Linked DNA regions of Homo sapiens: region 2 is linked to region 1. The links are chromatin contacts, found by Hi-C or POLR2A ChIA-PET in ENCODE. All regions are on one chromosome and are shown on one strand. Each heading gives the region's core, a stretch centred on a gene start or an enhancer-like site at or near the end of the contact. The rest is flanking DNA. Distances are from core to core; before and after follow the strand shown. Region 1 has its middle 36 kb from the start of EGLN3. Region 2 overlaps LOC102724945 (a long non-coding RNA gene).

What was found. Hi-C counts contacts between places; a loop is a spot of excess contacts on that map. ChIA-PET counts read pairs that join two places held with the same protein, here RNA polymerase II (POLR2A).
Region 2: a loop to region 1 is called in a map of PC-9, with 14 times the contacts of the local background. The contact joins two enhancer-like sites. A Hi-C loop is called at or near these places in 1 of 168 maps with a recorded cell type or tissue (PC-9). POLR2A ChIA-PET finds 5 or more read pairs at or near these places in 1 of 52 experiments (IMR-90).

The regions. Positions count from the first base shown.
Region 1 is chr14:33,913,467-33,917,190 of GRCh38, reverse strand. No RefSeq gene overlaps it. Among named protein-coding and RNA genes, the nearest start is that of EGLN3, 36 kb to the left of the region's middle. Within about 2 kb of position 1,935, at least 2 of the 41 ENCODE cell types and tissues checked have a DNase peak (open chromatin) inside an H3K27ac peak, as active enhancers do; they include PC-9, where a contact is called at or near this core.
Region 2 is chr14:34,111,405-34,115,131 of GRCh38, reverse strand. The region is part of intron 4 of LOC102724945 (a long non-coding RNA gene); the gene reads left to right. Among named protein-coding and RNA genes, the nearest start is that of EGLN3-AS1, 73 kb to the right of the region's middle. Within about 2 kb of position 1,896, at least 2 of the 41 ENCODE cell types and tissues checked have a DNase peak (open chromatin) inside an H3K27ac peak, as active enhancers do; they include PC-9, where a contact is called at or near this core.

The DNA of each region.
Region 1 (3,724 bases), core at 686-3,185:
GTATCTTGTGCCAGGGTTTTTCCAAATGGGAGCAGCTGGTCAGGGTACTGGGAACCTGGCTTGGCTTCCAAGAGCAGGGAAACTTTCTCCTCTGCACATGTTCCTGTTTTTAACCAGGCAATTCACTCTTACCTCCTGCTTCCTCTCTGGGCTGTCTGTAAATTTCATTTTATCATAAATTTATATTATCTTGATGAAGGAAACCCGCTTAAAAAACAACAAGACAGCTGTGACTTGCAGTGATGAGTGTGGACTAGTCTCCTATCAGCAGCAGTTTTGTAGCTGCTTAAGGCTTCCACAGTGTGACAACTAAGCCATGAGTTTACATGATGATTCTTGGTTTGAGATTTAATCAAACTAAACCAGTTGTCCACCCAAATGAAGAGAAAGGGTGTTTTGTTTTGTTGTCACGTGATCTCCAGTAGAGGCTTTCCCAGACAAGCATGTTAGGAGTAAACTGTTAGCTACTTAAGTATATATACATTCTTGGGTTTTTTTTTAAGCCTTTGACCCACCACTCCCCTCTCCCTAAATATAACTAAATATGGTTATGGCCGAAACTTTTCAAACTAACATCAGGGTGAAGAGGAACTTTTTAACCTGGAGAGGGGAATGGGGTTTGCAGGGACTGGCTGCATTCCCCAGAGAGAGGTGTGCATGGGAATGCTGCTCTCAACTTGAACTTCATGGCCTCCAAATGCATTTTGTTCTCAACGGACCAGTTGTCTCTCAAGTACACTTGGCTCTGTTGTGCATGGTGTATGCAGTCACTAAGCATTTCCTATAACACTGTATTAGGCACTTGGAAACAAGAGTTTAAAAAAATCCATGTTGTAGCTTCACAGGATGAAAGATTATTACCAAATGACTTAAGAATACTACTAACAAAATTACACACCTCATCATGGTGTAGCAACAGATCCCAGGAGACACACATGAATTAGGATAATTGGAGGACAGTTAAATACAGGCACATTTTACCACAGTAGGGAGGGTATAGGAAAACCACAAGGTGGGGAGGGTCTAGGGAAACCCTAGTGCCGTGCCCTAGGCTGCAACAGCAGGTGGTACCACCACTCAGAGGCAGGAAAGGGTGCGGGGTATGGGAAGAAATCAGTACCCAGAAACAGAGAGGCCCGCAAGAAGAGAATGAAGGGAATAAACACCGCGGCCTTCCCCTTTTCCCACTTCAGACCTGCAGGAGCACATCCCGGGCTAAACACATCTAGAAGTTAGCAGTCAATGGAGTCTGTTGACATAGCCTGTGCAGGTCGAGCTCCCGTGGCTCAGAGTAGGGCCATAAGGATAGAGAATGTGGAGAGGCAAAGGGAAAACAGTCGACACAGATGGCCTCCAGAGTTCACATGATCCAGCCCTGCCTGCTCCTCACAGCCTTTCTCCTACTAGGCTTTCCCCTATTTGCTATGTTCCTGACACTGCCATTTTCCTCTTCTTCAAACAAGTCAAGGTTGTTTCTGCCTCAGGGCTTGCACTTCTTCCCTCTGCCTAAAGTGTTCCTCCCTTTTCTACTTTCCATGGATGATGATGGGCCATTTAGATCTCAGCTCCTTAAAAAGGATTTCCATCCTAATGTTGCTTCCATCTCACCTGCCCATGGTCTATCTCACTATCCAGGTTTTACATTTAAGAGAGTAATGAAACAGTTTTATTTTAAAATGGTGATGTTTACTATATACTGGAAGTCGTATTCCTTGTAGCTATTCAAGCTTAAAGTGAAAAATCTAGATGTCAACCTTAACATTATGCAGTGGGTACCTGCTTGTATGAACCTCACTGGGAATGTGCAAACTAAGACGTGTGGACATCACTGGCAGGGCATAACCGCTCAACAGGGCCTGCTGGAAGGAATGAGTCATAGAAGGGAATGTCTCGGCTTTTCACCATGGTGATCTGCACTGCATTTCCTTCTCTACAAAGACCTATAAAGTCTCCTCCAAGGGCTTCAGAAAGATCCCACCTCCCTCTGATGGCCACACCCTGGCCCATTCTAACTCAGGTGGATATAAAGGAACCACAATTTGAAATGACTACTTTGGTTCCACCTAAGGATTGGTTTGTGTGGCAGACCAGGGTCATTTCCTTGTCTGTCAGAAGGCTCTGTCATGTTCCTTTCAGGCATCATCCACCAGGAGTGAGGTTTGAGGAGCCAAGCCTGGGTGGGAGCAATTTGAAGATTGTATTGCACTTGATAATTTATGGTGAGTGTTTGCAGCATTGTCTCATTCAGAGATGGACATGAAGCTGTTCTCAATGGCCTTCCTCCAAGTGCCATGATGTTCCTGACTTGAGCAGGCAGCCAGGATGCACCTGCACTTTCACTACCGGCCTGCAACAGGGCAGACCTCCATTCTGATCAGTGGGGCCTGTGCCACCTAGTTGTTAAGTATATTCATGATCACACCTGGTTTTTGGGACAGACACATCAGTTTTGGTTTGGAGGTCAAAGTTTTATTCCATGTTCTGCTGTTACTTGGTGGGCCACCATGCTTGTCCTCTGGTGGTGCTCTCCTAGTGACTGGGTTCAAGAGGAAATGTCATGGACATCTAGAACAGGGACCAAAGCCACACTGGACTAGAACTGGAAGCCAAGAGAACAGTTAGGACTGAGGAAACTCTCAGGGCAGCCATCTGACTCTCTCTGCCGCCCCGCTCTTCTCAGCTGCTCAGTTTCTTTTGGACCCTGGGGCCCCACGTGACTTTCTAGCTATTCCAGCTGCCTTCAGTTTTCCAATTCTCAAGAAAAAAATATGATTTACAAAGTTCATCTTTTTTTTTTTTTTTTTTGAGACAGAGTCTCGCTCTGTAGCCCAGGCTGGAGTGCAGTGGCGTGATCTTGGCTCACTGCAACCTCTGCGTCCCGGGTCCCAGTTCAAGCAATTCTCCTGCCTCAGCCTCCCGAGTAGCTGGGATTACAGGCACGTGCCACCACGCCCAGCTCACTTTTTTTTTGTATTTATGTAGAGACGGGGTTTCACCATGTTGGCCAGGCTGGTCTCGAACTCCTGACCTCATGATCCACCTGCTTCGGCCTCCCAACGTGCTGGGATTACAGGTGTGAGCCACTGCACCCAGCCATACAAAGTTCATCTTCATGAGCCAGACCAGAAGTCTGGATGGACTGCCTGACCTCTGGCCACATGTTCACAAGTGCTGTAGATGGAGGGGATGGGGTAAAATCATGGGGTATCCTATCCTATATGGCTGTTTAGAGCTGTTTCTCTCAGAAGGGGATGTGGGCAGAGCAGGCAATGGCAGGCATTCCTTTTCTAGGAATATAAGCAGTAGAGCCGATGTGCTTTGCCTGGCATAGTATAAGAAGTTTCAAGAATCCTGTCTGCCCCTAAAGTATCCTGCAGGACCTGAAGGCAGTACCTGACTTGAATTTCTGTTATTATTCACTGAAGGGCTAGTATATTTATTCATCGACTCTAGAGTCATTCAGCACCGGGGTTAGGTTCAGGTATAGGAACCCATTCCATCCCCTCCAGATCACATAGGAGCCCTTTCCCTCTTTTGGTCTGTCAAAAACAGAAATGAGGCTGGGTGCAGTGGCTCACACCTGTAATCCCAGCACTTTGGGAGGCCAAGGCGGGCAGATCACAAGGTCAGGAGTTCGAGACCAGCCTGGCCAACACAGTGAAACCCCGTCTCTACTAAAAATACAAAAATTAGCCAGGCATGGTGGCGGGTGCCTGTAGTCCCA
Region 2 (3,727 bases), core at 647-3,146, 200 kb before region 1:
AAGGATAAATGCTTGAGGTGATGGATACCATATTTATCCTAGTGTGATGATTATGCATTGTATGCCTGTATCAAAATATTTATGTACCCCATAAATATATACACTTACTATGTACCTGCAAAAAAATTTCTAAACAAAGAATCAAGGATATATTTTAAGCATTAGCAAAATGATCAAAGAGTAATTTTCAGCCTGAAAGTGGCAGGACAGGAAATCTGACACAATGATGCTCAGGGTTTTCGGCTCCACCAGGTGCTTATATCTTTGCCACCACTGTCTTGGTTATCACTGAGAGATACTTATTAAGGACTTATTTGTGTATAACAAAAATAAATAAGAAACTAATTAGCTCTGATCTCTTTCCTCTAAATCTAACAGTTCATTTAGTTGATGAAAATTTTATAGGCAGAATGACATAATTTATGCTATATGTAGTTATAGTATATACACTAGTCATAGTTATACAATTTAAGTTAACTATGCAAGTAACATTGCAGAGAAGCCAGGTAGAGATATGCTAGGGCACACACTGAAAGACACCCTGATTGATCTTTATCCAGGTGAGACATTCTCTGACCATTGAATTCAGCCTAGAATTCACAGCATCCTCTCTACAAATTAACAAATTATATTAACACATACTAGTGATGTTTTGACATGTGTCAAATAGAAGACTGCCAAAAAAATTCCGAAAAGTAAAATATGGGATGAAATAATCTATTTGGCTTCAGGGGATATTCATAAGACTCTAGCCTCTTCAATTTGTATCCTAGAAAGTTGCTGAATGGGACAAAACTGAGATGTGATAACAAAATGAGTTAAGACACTTTTCAGTGAGTTCTTTGGATATTTCATAATTCAAAGCAAGAGCTATCAATCTTTTCATTTTAGTTTTTGAAAGACTAAATTTTGTACATATGTTAGACAATGATAAGACACTAATCAAGCTGACTGTTCATCTTTCATTTAGTTAGTCAACCACTAACTAAATGTTATTGGACATAAAAATGTGCTAAGCAGCTTGGGAGATAAGAAAAGGAAGATGAGGTCTTATGCTGGAACATAAGTAAATGGAGCTATCTCTGGGCTTTTGTGACAGATGTTGGCCCATCTTGGGGTCCATGGTTGTAAATTACCTGGGAGTGAGAAGGACCCTTTCTTCCATCTCTGCCAGGACTTATCTTGTGCTCTGTAGAATGCCACCTTCCCCAGGGGAGCCAAGCTATTCATTCTTTCTTCATTGAGGTGGCGGCAGATTTGTTTGTCCCCGTTTTGCTGATAGCAAAAGTGGAGCTAAGTATATTAAAAAGGTCACTTCACAAAAATGTATCTGATTGTATAATCTTAAGATTTCATGGCAAGTAACAGAAGGAAAAGAGTTATAAATGATGAGTCCAAGATTTGCTAGACTTTAGGTTCACTACTGTTCTGAGCTGTGCTTCCTGGAAGAATGAGCATATGTGGAGTGACGTCTCTGTGCAGTTAGGAAAAAGAGAAATGTTAGAAAAATCGGTGCATTCACACCCCTCTCCTGCAACCAGAGAGTCCCCAGACCTTCAGTGAGTTTTAAAGTTATGTACTTACTATCTGGAAAGCCACAGTAAAAGAAAAAGAAATCCCCTCGGACAGTAGACATATTTGGTAGGATTCTTGAGAGGGATGTGGTAATTTCATAATGGAGGAAACAAACATAAATATTTAAGGAATGATAAGCTCCCTGACGTGGTATGCGATTGCCTGCAGGCATTTCTAGTCAGAGAAGCCATCTGCATCTCTCTCGCAGTATGTCTGCCAATTTATGTCTGTGTGATTAAGATCTTTATTGAAAAATTGTGCAATATCAGGATCAATAGCCAGGCATTTGGAACAGTAGCATACACTCGGAAACCCCTCCTGTGGGATGGATGTGCACTGGAAAAGAACACACTTCCTTCTGCCAGTTAGGTTTTTAGGTTCATGGCCTGAGAAAACAATGAAATCAGTCAGGTATTTAGCAAGGAGGAGCATGATACAATAAAATGTCTCATAATGAATTCAACTCAATTCACTTGGAAAGCAAAGGGTAGGGGCCAAGAGAAAGAATGATTGCATAGTTCAGACCACTCCAAGAAATAATAAATGGGCTTATTTACTGTGTCTCAGAACAGCTACCTAGAATGTTTCATTCCAACTGTCCATAACTAAGGTATTAAAAAATAATTGAGAGCAGGATCTGGATGAAAAAGGAAAAAAAAAACCCCTACATTTATTTACATTATTTTTTCAGGGCATATTTTTGGCTCTTTACTTCTTATTTTTGGCTTATCTTGTTCTCTGAGAAATGTATGCAGATCTCCACCTGGAAGAGAGGGTGTGGGGAAACATGGAAAATGCTTGCTTTTATTCCTCTACACCTGAAGTTGCACTGCCCCTAAGACACATAGGATGGAAGAAAAACCCCTTAAACAGGACTTGTAGTCTAGACACTGCCCCACCGCCCTCTTCCACCCCTACTCAATCACTTCCCACCACCCACTTGCTCTGGCAGCTGATGTAGGTCCTGATATGTTGCTACGGCCTGACATATATAGTAGTGTCCTTTCCATACAGTGGCTACAAAAGAAGTGGGGTAATGTTTGAAGGGCCACCAGGGAAAGCCAAACTTTCTATGAGAGGTCTGTGCAGGAGCCCTAATTGTTGCTTCTCTGGTGTTTCCAGTTTATCAGTGCAGCACAAAGGAAGCTTTATTTGCATTCAGGGAGTCTCAAGGTATTTTTGCTTCTAGGTGTTCTGTTAGTATAGGCTTCCAGGCCGTAGGCTCAATATCACCATGTAGCACTGTGAATAGAAATCTAAAGACTTGCCTGGAAGCACAGATGGTCATATACCAACTGTCTATTCACAGTGCTAAGTGGTTAACTTGAGAAACAGGGGAGGTGCTATGAGGAGGATCAGCAAGGGTGTCAGCAGCATAGGCCGGGCTGATGCAGTCTCTTTAGCCCAGAAGACTCAGCGGAGGTTGCTAGGCTGCCTTTTCCTTCACAGAAGGCAATATGAAGACTAGAGGTGGGCTAGAGAACTGCAAACAATATTCAGGGAATTGTCATACAGAAAAATTGGCCAACTTTCCTACTACTCTGCTTAGGGAATCAGCACATCGGGTGTTGATACAGCTGATTTATTCTCTGTCAGCCCATCTCCATCCCAAGAAGTACTGTTTGGGGGTTAATGAAACTGGGCTAAACCTATGTAATAGGTCTCAGGCAGATAGTTTTGTCCCCATGATCTGCTTGAGCCAATTTGTACCTATTCAGGAGAGCCAGTTTTGTGCACTGATATCATGTTGGTAGGTTGAAACTGGCCATGGAGGGAGTATTTATATGATGGAAATTGTCAAAGTCTACAAATCAGAGCCGGTTGTTAAACATTTACCAGCACACTGCTGCCTTGAGGCTTTCTCTTTCGGATAGTTTGGACAGAGAAATTCACTTTCCCCTGGGCAGACCTGCCTTGTGCCTCACAATTCTAGCTACTCACCTCTACCTCTAATGCTGCTCCTGGTCTGCTTGCCTCTGATTGAAGTTCTCTGTCCCCTCTAGATTCCTCCAGTGCTATCTCTCTTTTTTAAAAAATTTCCATTTTTATTTTAGATTCAGGGGATACATGTGCAGGTGTGTTATAAGAGTATATCGTGTGGTGCTGAGGTTTGGGCTTCTATGGATCCTGTCACCCGGATAGTGAACATAGT